Linked DNA regions of Homo sapiens: all the other regions are linked to region 1. A link is an interaction called in ENCODE POLR2A ChIA-PET data of the cell type or tissue named here. Cell type or tissue: A673. All regions are shown on one strand.

Region 1 (4,000 bases):
GAGCAGGAGGGCCTGACCATGGAGGGGAGGAACGGGAAGACAGGGTGATAGGGCACCTGGCTTGGCTCCTGGAGCAACTGACACTGGCTGGTGGGCACCTTCTCCTTGCCACACATCTGCATGTGACAGCCACAGATGCACAGGGATGGGGGCACCGGAGGACTGAACAGAGAGGGCTAAGGGGCTCTCTCTCTGCCACAGGGCCCCTGCCCCTCAGCTTCCTGATAAAGAGAATGGGAATTGTGTCCTTTACAAGTTGAGGGACCTCAACCTGACGGGGCTCACGCTCCGCTCTGTGGGTCAAGCTTAGAACCTGAAACGTCCCAACCACCCTCTTCAAGGTCCTTCTGGCTCCCAACCCCCACCCCCCGACACCCCACCCTAAGGGTGGGAGGAACCCTGGGGGGACTATGGGGGCTGAGATCATCATTCTGGGACAGTGGAGAGAAAAGCCCAGGCCTGACAGAGGGGTCCCACTGGCCAGAGACAAGCCTCTGGGGAAACCCAAGCTGTCTCTGGACGTCAGGGCCACTGCCAGACTGGCTGCCAGCCAGGCTGCAAGAGGGACAGTGGCCAGCAGCCTCTTCCACCCTCATCAGAGGGGCTGGCTTTGTCTCCAGCTCAGCTTCCCTGTGAGCCAGGACTGGGGTCTGCAGAACGTCTGGTGGCTTCTGGGGTGGGGGAAAGTAGGTGCCTGGGGCTCAGCCCTGCCCCAATTGTTCATCTGGGTCAGCAGCAGCGGCGGGAGGCCGTGGGCCCAGAGGGCCATTGTACCGCCAGCTCCCCAGGGAGGAGGCCGCTGGTCACAGGGCCTCTCCCCAGGAACAGTCCTCTGCACACGCTACTCTGCCCCCACCCCCAGCCCTCACAGATGGTGTTTGGGAGTTAGGAAGGGCCTCCCCACAGCGCCCAAGCGGGACTTATTGCTCCCCAGGGACCCAGCCACCTGTCCCAGCCCCTGGCTGGGGCCTCTCCCACCTCCCACCTCTCCACTGGCCCTGCCCCCTCCTGGCACCTTCTGCAACAAAGAAGCTCCGCCTCCCCTCCCCCCACCTGCAACTCAGGCCGCAGTGCTTCGCCTCCCCCTCCCCACCCCACCCCTCACCCCTAGAGTGGCAGCTCCAGCTTTGGGGCACAGGCTGGGGAGAGGGCATAGATGGGCTGGACAGTCCTAGGCGGCAGGGAGCTGAGAGTCTTTCCTGTAAGATGCCCGTTGATCCAATAATTCCCTGCCCAGCCCAGAACCTGCTGTCTCCCCCCAGACGCCTGCAAGCCACCACATGTTCACCTATTGCACATTTATCGAGCGCCTATTATGCCTCGGGGGGTTTCCAACCGAGCTCCGAAGGCAGACAGCCCAGGAGCAGACACAGCGCCGGCTCCCAACGGCGGGTGGTGTGGCCGAGCCCGCGTCGCGCTGCCCTGCACCCAGCACCCTCGCGCCGGGTCGATCCCCCAGCCTCGCAGACCGCTGCCCAGCCAGGCCGCTCTGCGGTCGCGCCAGCTCTGCGCGCCAAGTCAAAAGCTGAAATGCGACGTTGGACGGAGGAGGGAAGAGAGGGAAAGCAGAGAGGGAGGGAGGGAAACGGCCGGTGGCCTTCTCTGCCCAAAGGGTTCCAGAAGAAACGATTTGGGGATGGGGTGTGGGGGGCGGCCTCTGCGACCACGCTTGGCACTGCGCCCGCCCGGCCGGGGCGAGGTTGGAGGGAGGGGCGGCCGGCTCGCGGTGACCTCGATGGGAGGGGGCCTCGCCCGCGGCTCAGGGCGCCCCCGGCTCCCTGCGCCCGGCCCTTCGCCTCCGCCGAGCGCGCCAGCACAGGAAGGCGGCGGTCAGAAGCCCCAGGCCCGCACTGAGCGCGGCCAGCGACGAGCCCTGGGCCAGGTCCAGGCGGGGTCCCCGCAGCGAGAAGGTGATGGCCGTGGCAGCCGCACCAGCCAGCACGGCCACGGCACCGAACGGCAGAATGCAGCGAGGCCACGAGCCCCCAGCGCCGCCGGTGGCCAAGAGCAGGGCGCGCAGGGCCCCGGGGGGTTCCGGGTGCGCCAGACCCGGCCCGGGGGGCGAGGCGGGCGCCGCTGGGGGAGGCTCGAGCGCGCTCATGCCGCCAACGCGGTGGCCGCGCTCGGTGGGTGGTGTGGACGCCCGCGCAGTCCCAGTGGCGTTCCAGGCTCGCCACGTCAGAGCCCATTGGCTCCAGAGGCGGTGACGCCAGCCGGGAGCCCGAGGAGTCAGCTGCTACCTCTGGGTTTTGGCGGGGAATCGGGGTGGGCGGGCGTTAGTCCGAGGAGGCGGCTTGTCTTTCCCGCCCTGGACTCCTGTGTTGGGGCCTCCTCAGGACCCCCACAAAGCTATCTAGGCCGCCTCCCTGCTCCAGGACACCACTGTCCTCTGGGTTGGCCCCCGGGATTGGTGGATCATTGAGTCAGTGCACATCTGGCTCCCATCAGGGCCTGGCCGGGGTAGGGGGGATAGCACCCCTGTCCTCCTGAGGCAGACATCCAGTAGGCATGGGGGATGAGCCATGAGCCAAGTCAGCCAGTGAAATAACGTCAGGTAGAGACCACCTGCTCTGGAAAGCCACGGGGGTGTACGGTCGCAGCGTGGTTGGGGGTTTCAAATGAGTCAGTGGCTCCTGCAGATAGAGGCACCTGGGCATAAGCCTGGAGGCAGCAATGGGGTTGCCGGGAGGGGCGAGGCTGGCTGATCTGCACAAGGGGTGCGACCCTGGGGCTGCTGCCAGGCTGCGGTGGCAGGGGGTGGAGCTGCCCTGTCCCTGGAGGCGCCCCCTCAATGCAACGAGGACCATGGTTTTTGGTTTCCTGTCTTGGTCTCTGTCATCTGGTCCCCAGCAGCCCTCAACTTGGGACTCTGGGTCCGAGCGTGTTTCTGGCCCGCTGGACTATAAGGCCCTTTACAAGCACGACCTACCTGCGACGCTCCATCTGGTTCTCAGAAGACCCGGCTTTCTCCAGGTGTCATCCACCTCCTGTCCTGCTGCCCTGTCCAGGGGGGGCACCTTGGTGAAGAGGCCGGTCATCTTCCCTGTCGCAGGTCCCTGCCCAGAGCAGCGCTTGGTGGAGCTCCGGCACTGTCCACACAGAGCACCTGGCCCCAGCTCCCAAAATGTCTGGGATGCCTCGGGCCCTCAGTGCAGGTTCGTTTAAAGAACACTACGAGCACTGGCCATGGCCAACACCACGGCCTCTGTGGCCAGCAGGGTTTTTTTTTTGAGACGGAGTCTTGCTCTGTCACCCAGGCTGGAGTGCAGTGGTGTGATCTCGGCTCACTGCAACCTCCACCTCCTGGGCTCAAGCGATTCTCCTGCCTCAGCCTCCCAAGTAACTGGGATGACAGATGCGCACTACCAAGCCTGGCTAATTTTTTGTATTTTTAGTAGAGACGGGGTTTCACCGTGTTAGCCAGGATGGTCTCAATCTCCTGACTTCATGATCCGTCCGCCTTGGCCTCCCAAAGTGCCGGGATTACAGGCATAAGCCCCCGTGCCTGGCCTTTAGTTTTTATATTTTGAATGGAGACAGGGTTTCAACATGTTGGCCAGGCTGGTCATGAACTCCTGACCTCAGGTGATCTGCCTGCCTCATCCTCCCAAAGTGTTGGGATTACAGGTGTGAGCCACCACGCCCAGCCTGTGGCCAGCACTTTAGATGCCACATCAAGTAATCTCTATGCCGGCCCCTGAGGTCATCACCACCATCACCCAGCATGACAGTGGGGACAAACCTGGACAACTGGGGCTGACTCCTTGAGAATCTTGCCCAGTCCCAGGGCAAGAAACAAGTCATGTTGCAAACACCTCTGTGGCTGCAGAGGGCCCAACCCTGACCCATGCTCTTTCCTGCCTTCCTGGGGAAGGGAAGGAGGCTTGGAGGAGGTGAGAGTGGAGTGGCTAAAGGGTGAAGAGGTAAAAGGCCCTTCCTGGTGGAGGCTCAGTGTGAACCGGTGACCCCACACCTGCCCCAGCACCAGCGCCAGGAGGGG
Region 2 (4,000 bases), 480 kb after region 1:
TGCCCGGGTGCGGGTGTCTGGGTGGTTCCTGCACAGCCTGTGTAGGGAGAGCAGGTAAAGAATGAGAGGACGCAGCGGCTCCACTGCCCCTGCCAGTTCCCTGTCTGCTGTCAAGGAAGGAGAGCTGGGGCACTGCTGTGAACTACACCTGGGAGTGCCCTTATGCTCCAAGGTACAGGCACTCCCAGAACAGGGCTGACCCTGCAGCTCCCCGGGTGTGATGAACTCCCAGGGCTGCGCAAACACCCACCTGGACAGCTTGGCAAACTCCAACGAGGCCTCAAGGCAACACATTACAGCACAGACCTGGCAATTTTATAAGCTCCTAACACCCAGGAAGCGGCATCCAGTGTCCCTGGCCTCAGGCAGAGTGTGGCCTGGGTGGGGCTGGGCACAGCCTTGTAACTGAAAACTGGACTTGTTTCTTAGCATCTGAGGGCAGGCCCTGGTGCGTCAGTTCAGCAAGAGACTTCATTCTAACTGACCAGCCTTATAGCAACAATGGCGGCTCTACCCTATACATCTGGCCTAGAAACACCTGCAAGGGCCAGTGCTGGCTCTTGGATCCCTCAGTGAGGAAGAGATGGCTCTTGGGAGCAAAAGCAGTGGATTTCCAAGATTTTAAAACCAGAAGTCCTACTCTAGAAGTCAGGCAAAGTGGAGTCTTCCCTAACTTGCGGGAAACCGCCTTCAGTGCCAGACAAGGCAGGGAATCCCTTCCTGGAAGCCCTGTGGCTGTGGCAGGAGCAGTACCCAGCAGCAGATCCCGACAGCTTGGCTTCTGAGACGAGAGGAGGAGGCTCAGATAGCCCCAGTCCTCACCTGTTGGAGGTCCCTGCTCCTCAGCAAACTTCTGCCACCTCTGCATCCGTTTCTCTACGTTCCCCGCTATAACGTCAGCCAGGAGCCCCAGGCCCAGGCTCCAGTGCAAAGCTCTGCTGCGTGCAAACACATCTTACCTTTTTCTTAGGTCTTCAGCACACTCCTCACAGGGGTAAAACTTAGAAAATAAATGTATGAACTGGGCCATGTCTTGCTGCTGTTCTGGGGTGGGCAGGTCGGGGTAGTAGGCGGCCAGGGTGTGGAGGACAGCCCAGCTGTGGCGGCCCAGTTCCTCGCGATCCGGCGGGCAGTCCTCCCTAAACTTGGTGTCCCGCTGCGGAAGCAGGCCGACCGAGAGTGAGTTCATTCTCCGAACAAAGGCGCCCAAAGCTCCCCACTGTACGGCCCAGCCGGTGGCCCACTGGACTCCGGCCAAAGTCCTGCAGACGATCCAACCCACGCGCGGATGAAGGCTGTAAGGCCGGGCCTACCCGGGGGGCAAGGTTCAGGGACAGGCAACCCTGGGAAGCTCTGCCGGGGTACCTGGGCGGGGGCGGGGACAGGGGCTGCGCGGGGCTGGGAGAAATCGGGCAGGGAACTGCACCTTCTGCTGCGTCCGCATCCACGTCTTGAAGTCGACGCAGGCCCGGCACGGCCGCCTCCGGGAGGCGTCCTCGGCGACAGGAGAATCGGAGGTCGGCGCCTGGGCTGGCGTCGAGGCCGAGGCGGCCGCGTCTCTCCGCCCCGCGCCCCGGCCCCGCGCGTCGGTCGCCAGGTCGTCCATCATCTCGGAGCGCGCGCCCCCCGGCAGGAAGAAGAGGTTCCCGCCGTGGAAGCGGCCCCGCTCGCCGGGCGCCGCCATGTTGCCCGCGCAAGGCCTGCCGGGTCAGCTCGGCCTCCAGATGAGCCTCCAGGTCAGCCTCCAGGCCAGCGCGCGGCCACAGGAGCCGGAGGCGCGCGCCGTGCTCGCGGGGGCCGGGCCCGAGCCGGGGCTGGGGGCAGAGTCGGGGGCGGTGCCTGCTTGCGGGCCCGTGTGGAGGCGGAGCCAGAGGCCGCGGCGCTGGCCGGGCCCGAGGACAGGGGCGGGGACGGAGCAGGAGGGTCGGACCCTGCTGGCGCCCTCAGGCGTCGATCCGCGGCGCACGCAGGGGTTGCGCCGTCCGTGGCGGCCGTCCCGCTTTCTCCAGTAAAAGAGCAGTGTGTGGCGCAAGGTGCGCCTCGGCCGCGCTGTGGACCCGAGCTGACACCCAGGCAAAGTCCGTGTTGCGGCCCGCGACGTCCCCATCGCTCCGTTCTGAGTGTCCTGCGTGCCTGCGGCCAGGCTTTGTGCCCTCCGCTGAGGGGCGCGTCCACCCGCTGGCTGCCAAGCGCTCTCTCAACGCGGGCCGGGCGTGACCGCACAGATTGCGGCGCGCGCTAGGGTCCTGGGCTCTTGTCCCCTCCCTGGCGCCATGGCAACGGGCGTCTGGCAACGCAGGGCGCGGCGCGGCCGCAGAGGGTTGGCGCGTGCCTTGGGCTCCCTGGCGCCCCTCGCCGGCTGTCGCGGATCCTAGAGCCTGGGATGAGGGGTCGGGCTCCCGGTTGGAGCGGCCTCTGGGATTCCTGTGCCTCCTTGCGTTCATTTATCCATTCCGCTATTATTTGCGCAGTGACCGCTCTGTTCCAAGCGCTGTTCCAAGTGCTGGGCAGAGCAGGGAACACAATTCTGTTCCCTGACCTTCTCTGTTCATAATCCAGTGGTCAAGACAGGAAAAAAAAACAAGGACTCACACTCATAAATGTTCACGTACAAACTGGTGGGTCCATGCAAGGGTGTAGTAAATCTGGAAGGCCTCCTTGAGGAGGTGACCCTTTCTGAAGGATGAGGAATCAGCTGAGGAGCGCCTTCGAGACCAAGCCCAAGGTGGCAGGGTCTTGGCATTTTGCAGGAACAAAAACGCCAGTGGGACGCTAGGGAGGGTTGTAAGGTGGGAGGGGAGATCCAGGGACGGACAGGGGCCCACCAAAGACTTGGTCGGCAGCTTCGGGGATTGGGAATTTATTATAACGGTAGGAGGGAAGATGCTAGACAGTTTTGGGCAAGGTTACCCAATCTGATCCCATTTCAGTTTGCTGCAGATTCCGCTGGCTATCATATGGGGAGTGGATTTCTTTTTTTTTTTTGAGACAGGGTCTTGTTCCGTTACCCAGGGTGGAGTGCAGTGGCGCGATCTTGTTCACTGCAGCCGCGACTGCTTAGGCTCAAGTGATCTCCCACCTCAGCCTCCCAAGTAGACTACAGGCACACGCCACCACGCCCAGCTAATTTTTGTATTTTTGGGGGGCACAGATGGAGGTCTCAACATGTTGCCCAGACTGGTCTCGAACTCCTGAGCTCAAGCAATCCCCCTGCCTCGGCCTCCCAAAGTACTTGGATTACAGGTGAGGCACTGTGTCTGTCCTTGGAGTGGATTTTGTAGGGGCAAGTGAGGAGCATACAGATGGAGGGTGGGGTGTACTATTCAGGCAAGAAAAGAGGGTAGGGGAGGAAAAAGTGGAAACCATGCAGGGCTGATGGGGTGTGGGGCAGGAGCTGTCAGCTGGGGTAGGCAGGTGGCCTCAGAATCCCTCTAGGCCTCTGCTTGTGAATAAATCCTCCCCAGCTTCTCCTGTCTTCCAGGGGAGCAAGGTCTCCCCTGGGTTCACACGCTGGACCCCACCAGGTCAGCTGGGCCCTCAGCTGAGACAGGGAGAAGGTGACAGCTGGCTGGGGGAACCCTGCAAATCAGCCCTATGTGAGCAGGTGTTCATTGCCCATGCCAAGACCAGGGACAGCTTGAGGGCATGAGAGAGAGTGCTGGTGGGACAGACACACAAAGGCCCTTTGTTGCAGCCAGGGCAGCTTCCTGGAGGGATGCCTTAGAGGCTGACTGCTCCCTGAAGGGGCTGGAGTAGGTGCATCCCAACACAGAACTGGTGGCCCCAGCACGAGGAAAAACCACTGTGTGCCAGGGTTGAATGTGGCTTCCGAAGCCCGAACTATAAGGAAGCAGCCAGAGAGGTGGGGCACCTGGGCGAGCCTCTGCCCAGGCCATGTTTGCAGTAAGTCATGGCAAATCGTGAATTGAGAGGTGGTTCTCAAAACAGCCCTAGTGACCACTTCCCTGACCACCACCCCCACCCACCAAATGCCAGTGAC
Region 3 (4,000 bases), 300 kb after region 1:
GCAGCACCCCTGGGGCCACCCCGGTCCCTGCGGGTACTCTCCTCGTCCACGGGGGCCGTGGGTGGGCGTGGGGAGCTGATGCAACCCAGGTCCCTGCCTGCCCGCCTGGGCGGCCTGGGCCGGGGTGCTGGGCTGCCCGCTCACGCCTGCCACCTCTCTTTGTGTAAATGGAGAGACTTCCTGCTATTCAATTCCATATACCCGGGCTGCTTCCTGCTTCCCGTGGGGGAATGTGGGCCGTGAGGGGGCACCTCCACCAGCCAATCCTGGACAGCCGAGGCCGTGACCGCAGGATGGAAGGGCCAGGAATGCTGGCAGGGAGCGACGGCTGGGCTCCAGGTGCCCCCCGGGCCTGGCTGCTTGTCTGGCCTTGCTGGTGGGGGACACCAGGCCCAGCTGGGAGGCTCAGAGGGAAGGCAGGGCCAGGCCCCCAGAGAACCTCGGCTGAGCTTCCCGAGGGCAGGAGTGAGGGCCACAGGTGCCTGCCTCTGGCTGAGCCACCGACAAGGGAGCCTGGGGGAGGGGCAGACACTGTCCCTTCCTCCCCTCTGGCCTGGAAACCTCCAGAAGTTTCCAAGAGCCACACTGCCCAAGGCTTCTCTCCTGGTGCTTTGACTGCAGAGGGGCCCAGCTGCTGCTCTGCCGAGCCTCTGGCCCCCTTCCCGGCAGCCTGGGTATGAAACCCACAGAGCACAGAGGCAAACCAGTCCCAAGGCCGGCGGGGGGCATTGTGTGCCATGTACCCACCTCCCTTTGGGTCCCAAGGGCCCGTCTGCATGGAAGCAGCACATGGGGAACAGAAGGGAGTCAGAGAAAGTGAGTCACAAGGCCCCACAGCAGCAGAGGGAGCCCCAGGGGCGAGAGCAGAGCAGGAGCTGGCACGGGAACCACTCTCCCGGGCCTGCCCAATACTACCCCAGAGTCTCCCACCCTCTTGGGCGTAGGGGCTGACAGCAGGCAGGCCTGGGGGACGGGGGAAGGGCAGGAGGGGGACTCCCTGTGTGGGCCTATCAGCAAACAGAGAAGGTACCCGCCTCTCTTGAAAGCCACCGTGACCCATGGGGATAGCAGGTGATTATGGGAACCACAGACATGGAGGACTCGTGGCTTCGGGTTGTGGAGACCGAGGCAGGCAGAGGCCCAGGGGACGGGGCCCAGACATACCCAACTCGCCCTCGGCCTAGCACAGCGCCCGGCACACAGGTGTGTTTGTTCAATTAATTAAAAACTTCTTTTCTGGCTGAGCAAGGTGGCTCACACTTGTAATCCCAGCACTTTGGAAGGCCAAGGAGGGGGCAGATCAGCTGAGGTCGGGAGTTCGAGACCAGCCTGACCAACATGGAGAAACCCCATCTCTACTAATTCAAAATTAGCCAGGAGTGGTGGTGCACGCCTGTAATCCCAGCTACTCGGGAGGCTGAGGCAGGAGAGTCACTTAAACCCGGGAGGCGGAGGTTGTGGTGAGCTGAGATCACACCATTGCACTCCAGCCTGGGCAGCAAGAGCAAAAGTCCGTCTCAAAAAAAAGAAAAAAGGAAAAAAGAAAAGGCCTCGGTCCCAAGAGGGCCAGCAGGGCCGCCACACCTGGTGTCCAAGCACTGGAGAGAGGCAGCTGCCAGAGAGGCCCCACACACCCCCACCCCCTGCTGGGCCAGTCCTTCATGCCCAGGGTAGAGTTGGCCTCTGTCCCCTGGGTAGGCCCAGAGCCCAGCAATGAGCGCCATTGACCAGGATGGCAGGGAACGGCCACTGAGACCCTGGCCACAGGGCTCAGGTACCAGCAGCCAGCCCCCGACTGCCCTGATCCTTTCTGCACCTCACACAGCCAGCAACAGGGAATTCTCCGGCTCCCCCAGCACTTGGCGCAGGTTCCGCAACCCCCACCCCATTGCCTCTGGTGTCCCCACAGCTTAGGTCCACACACCTTTCCCCCCGCCTCATCAGGACCCCTCCTCAAACCCTGCCTGGACCCAGCAACCCCGCTCATTCCCTACCCAGCAGCAAAGGAAGCTTTCAAAGCATGTATTTTATTGTGCTATCCTCCTGACTGAACTTTCTGTGGTTTCCACCTCCCTTAAGATGGAGCCAAATATGCCTCATCCTGGCCTGCAGGTGCCAGGCCCTCTGACCCAGCTGCCCTCACTGGCTGCCCCCTGCCACCCACAGTCCAGCCACAGGAGCCTCCTTTCTCACAGACTTGCCATGTCTGCCGAGGCCTCAGGGTATCCACAGGTGCTCTTCTTCTCCTGTGCCTCACCAGCTCACTGTCAACTCCTCCTGGGACCTGGTTCCCCCAGGAGGGAGGATGGGGGGAGGCTGAGGCTCACACGGGCTCCTGGGGGTAGGGACCTACCATGCTGTCCTCCTCGTCCCGCGGGGAGTAGGCAAGGGTGCTGGAGGAGGAGGGTGTCCTGCAGTGCTGCTTGTAGGTGCTGGTCCCGTCAGCTGCAAGGCAAGAGGGCTGGCGTCTCAGTGGGGGCTCCCTCAGCAGATGTGGGGGAGGTGGGGCCCATGCTGGATACCCGACCCTGTGGGTCCCCTGTAGCTCACAGCCCTCCCCAGGGCCAGGCAGGCAGGAAAGCATGCAGGGATGGCACGGGGGAAGCTTGGGTTCCCTCTCAAGGTCAAACCAGTGCCAGGAGCATGGACGCTGGGCTCGGTCTACATCTGGACAGTCCCAGCGCTGAGCCCGGTAGCCCCTGCCCCAGCCCTGCCTACCCCAGGCAGGGTCTTCTTTCAGGGCCTCTACAAGCTCCCCAGCACCCCAATTGAGCCAGCTGAGGCTCATGGCCAGCACGCAGCCATCACTCTGAAGGCCGCCTGGCAGCAGCTGGGGGTGCCATTTTATTTGCCTCTTGAGGCACCTCTGCCAGGTGAGTTCCCTGACAGCCTCCACTCACAGAGGGGGAAGCTGAGGTTGAGGTGTGGGCTGGGATACAGAAGGGCCAGGACCGCATCCTGGTGTCCCTGGCACAGCCAGGACCAGGAAGTGGCCCCAGCTTTGGTGGCCTCCTCTGGGGCAGGAGCTGAAGTGCCCTCCCTCCTCCTGCCCACACGTCACCCCAGCTTGGCCAGGGCCAGAGGGCAGGGCTACCGGCCGGTCAGTCCACGTGGGAGGCAGAGAGAGACACCTCCCGGACTCAGGACCAGCCCAGCTCAGATGTCACGATGAGCCCTGGGCTCGAGATTGAGGCCTCGAGAGGCTGCCGTGTGACTGGGCCTCGGTTTCCCCATCTGTCATGAGGGGCCAGGTGAGGTACCTGTGGGCGCCCTGCTGCCTGGCTCTGCCCATCCCTGCCGCCGAGGGGCCAGGCATAGCAGCCGTGCCCTGCCCCATCATGGGTACCTTCCGCCGTGTGACAGGGGCCATGGGGCTTCTAAGGGTAGATGAAAAGGCACCGTTTTTTGGGGGGTAGGATTAGAAAAAAAAAGAGGGCCCCTGGAGAGCCCCTGAGGGGATCACCAGCAGCAAAGAGGCGCTACTGTAAGCAGGTGTCCTTGGCGGCCCTATGACCCCATGGCCAGGTTTATCAGAGCAATTAAAAAGCTAATTAGCAGCCAGTGTGCTTCTACAAAGGGCAGAGTGCCAGAAAGGAGAGAGAACAAAGTCACCCCAGAACCCCACCCCGGAATGAGGGTCCCTGGCCCTGCACCTCGGGAAGAAGGCACTGCCACTTCCGCATGGTCTCCCTGAGCACGGCGCTTGCGTTCAAAGCGCAGCACTCTGGTTTTTAGGGGATAGGACTGAGAAGCAGCAGGGAAGCTTCAGGTTTCTGTCGTGTATCCCGCCCAGTGGTCTTGTGCAGGTGAAGATTTATTGGGCTTGGCTTGCTGGCTCATGCCTGTAATTCCAGCACTTTGGGAGGCCAAGGCAGGAGGATCACGTGAGCCCAGGAATTTGAGACCATCCTGGGCAACATGGTGAGACCTCATCTCTACCAAACATAAAAAAAATTAGCCAGGTGTGGTGGTGCCTGTGGTCCCAGCTACCTGGGAGGCT

Evidence for each region. ChIA-PET counts read pairs that join two places held together with the same protein. Peaks named below come from ENCODE experiments on the same cell type or tissue, not always from the same donor. Only the 100,000 strongest peaks of a DNase experiment are listed, where the experiment ranks them.
Region 2: POLR2A ChIA-PET joins it to region 1 with 13 read pairs; 3 of 35 experiments call an interaction of 5 or more read pairs at or near these places.
Region 3: POLR2A ChIA-PET joins it to region 1 with 11 read pairs; 14 of 35 experiments call an interaction of 5 or more read pairs at or near these places.

The regions. Positions count from the first base shown.
Region 1 is chr16:2,465,913-2,469,912 of GRCh38, reverse strand. TEDC2-AS1 (TEDC2 antisense RNA 1) reads left to right here and starts at 1,700. Exons shown (of 1, transcript NR_135198.1): 1 at 1,700-4,000. RefSeq lists enhancers at 412-491, 652-791, 751-1,294 and silencers at 1,742-1,791, 1,802-2,141, 2,202-2,251. In A673, no CTCF peak of the experiment used is centred here; DNase peaks (open chromatin) are centred at 892, 1,322 and 2,202; H3K4me3 peaks cover 1,494 bases; H3K27ac peaks cover 3,448 bases.
Region 2 is chr16:1,981,903-1,985,902 of GRCh38, reverse strand. TBL3 (transducin beta like 3) reads right to left here. Exons shown (of 22, transcript NM_006453.3): 22 at 2,974-4,000. GFER (growth factor, augmenter of liver regeneration) reads right to left here and starts at 1,710. Exons shown (of 3, transcript NM_005262.3): 1 at 1,427-1,710; 2 at 960-1,156; 3 at 1-37. The coding sequence starts at 1,684. RefSeq lists silencers at 1,419-1,958, 2,979-3,171. In A673, CTCF peaks have their summits at 2,087 and 2,314; DNase peaks (open chromatin) are centred at 1,842 and 2,282; H3K4me3 peaks cover 2,102 bases; H3K27ac peaks cover 1,840 bases.
Region 3 is chr16:2,166,522-2,170,521 of GRCh38, reverse strand. TRAF7 (TNF receptor associated factor 7) reads right to left here. Exons shown (of 21, transcript NM_032271.3): 4 at 2,354-2,445. Among named protein-coding and RNA genes, the nearest start is that of TRAF7, 13 kb to the right of the region's middle. In A673, no CTCF peak of the experiment used is centred here; no DNase peak of the experiment used is centred here; H3K27ac peaks cover 731 bases.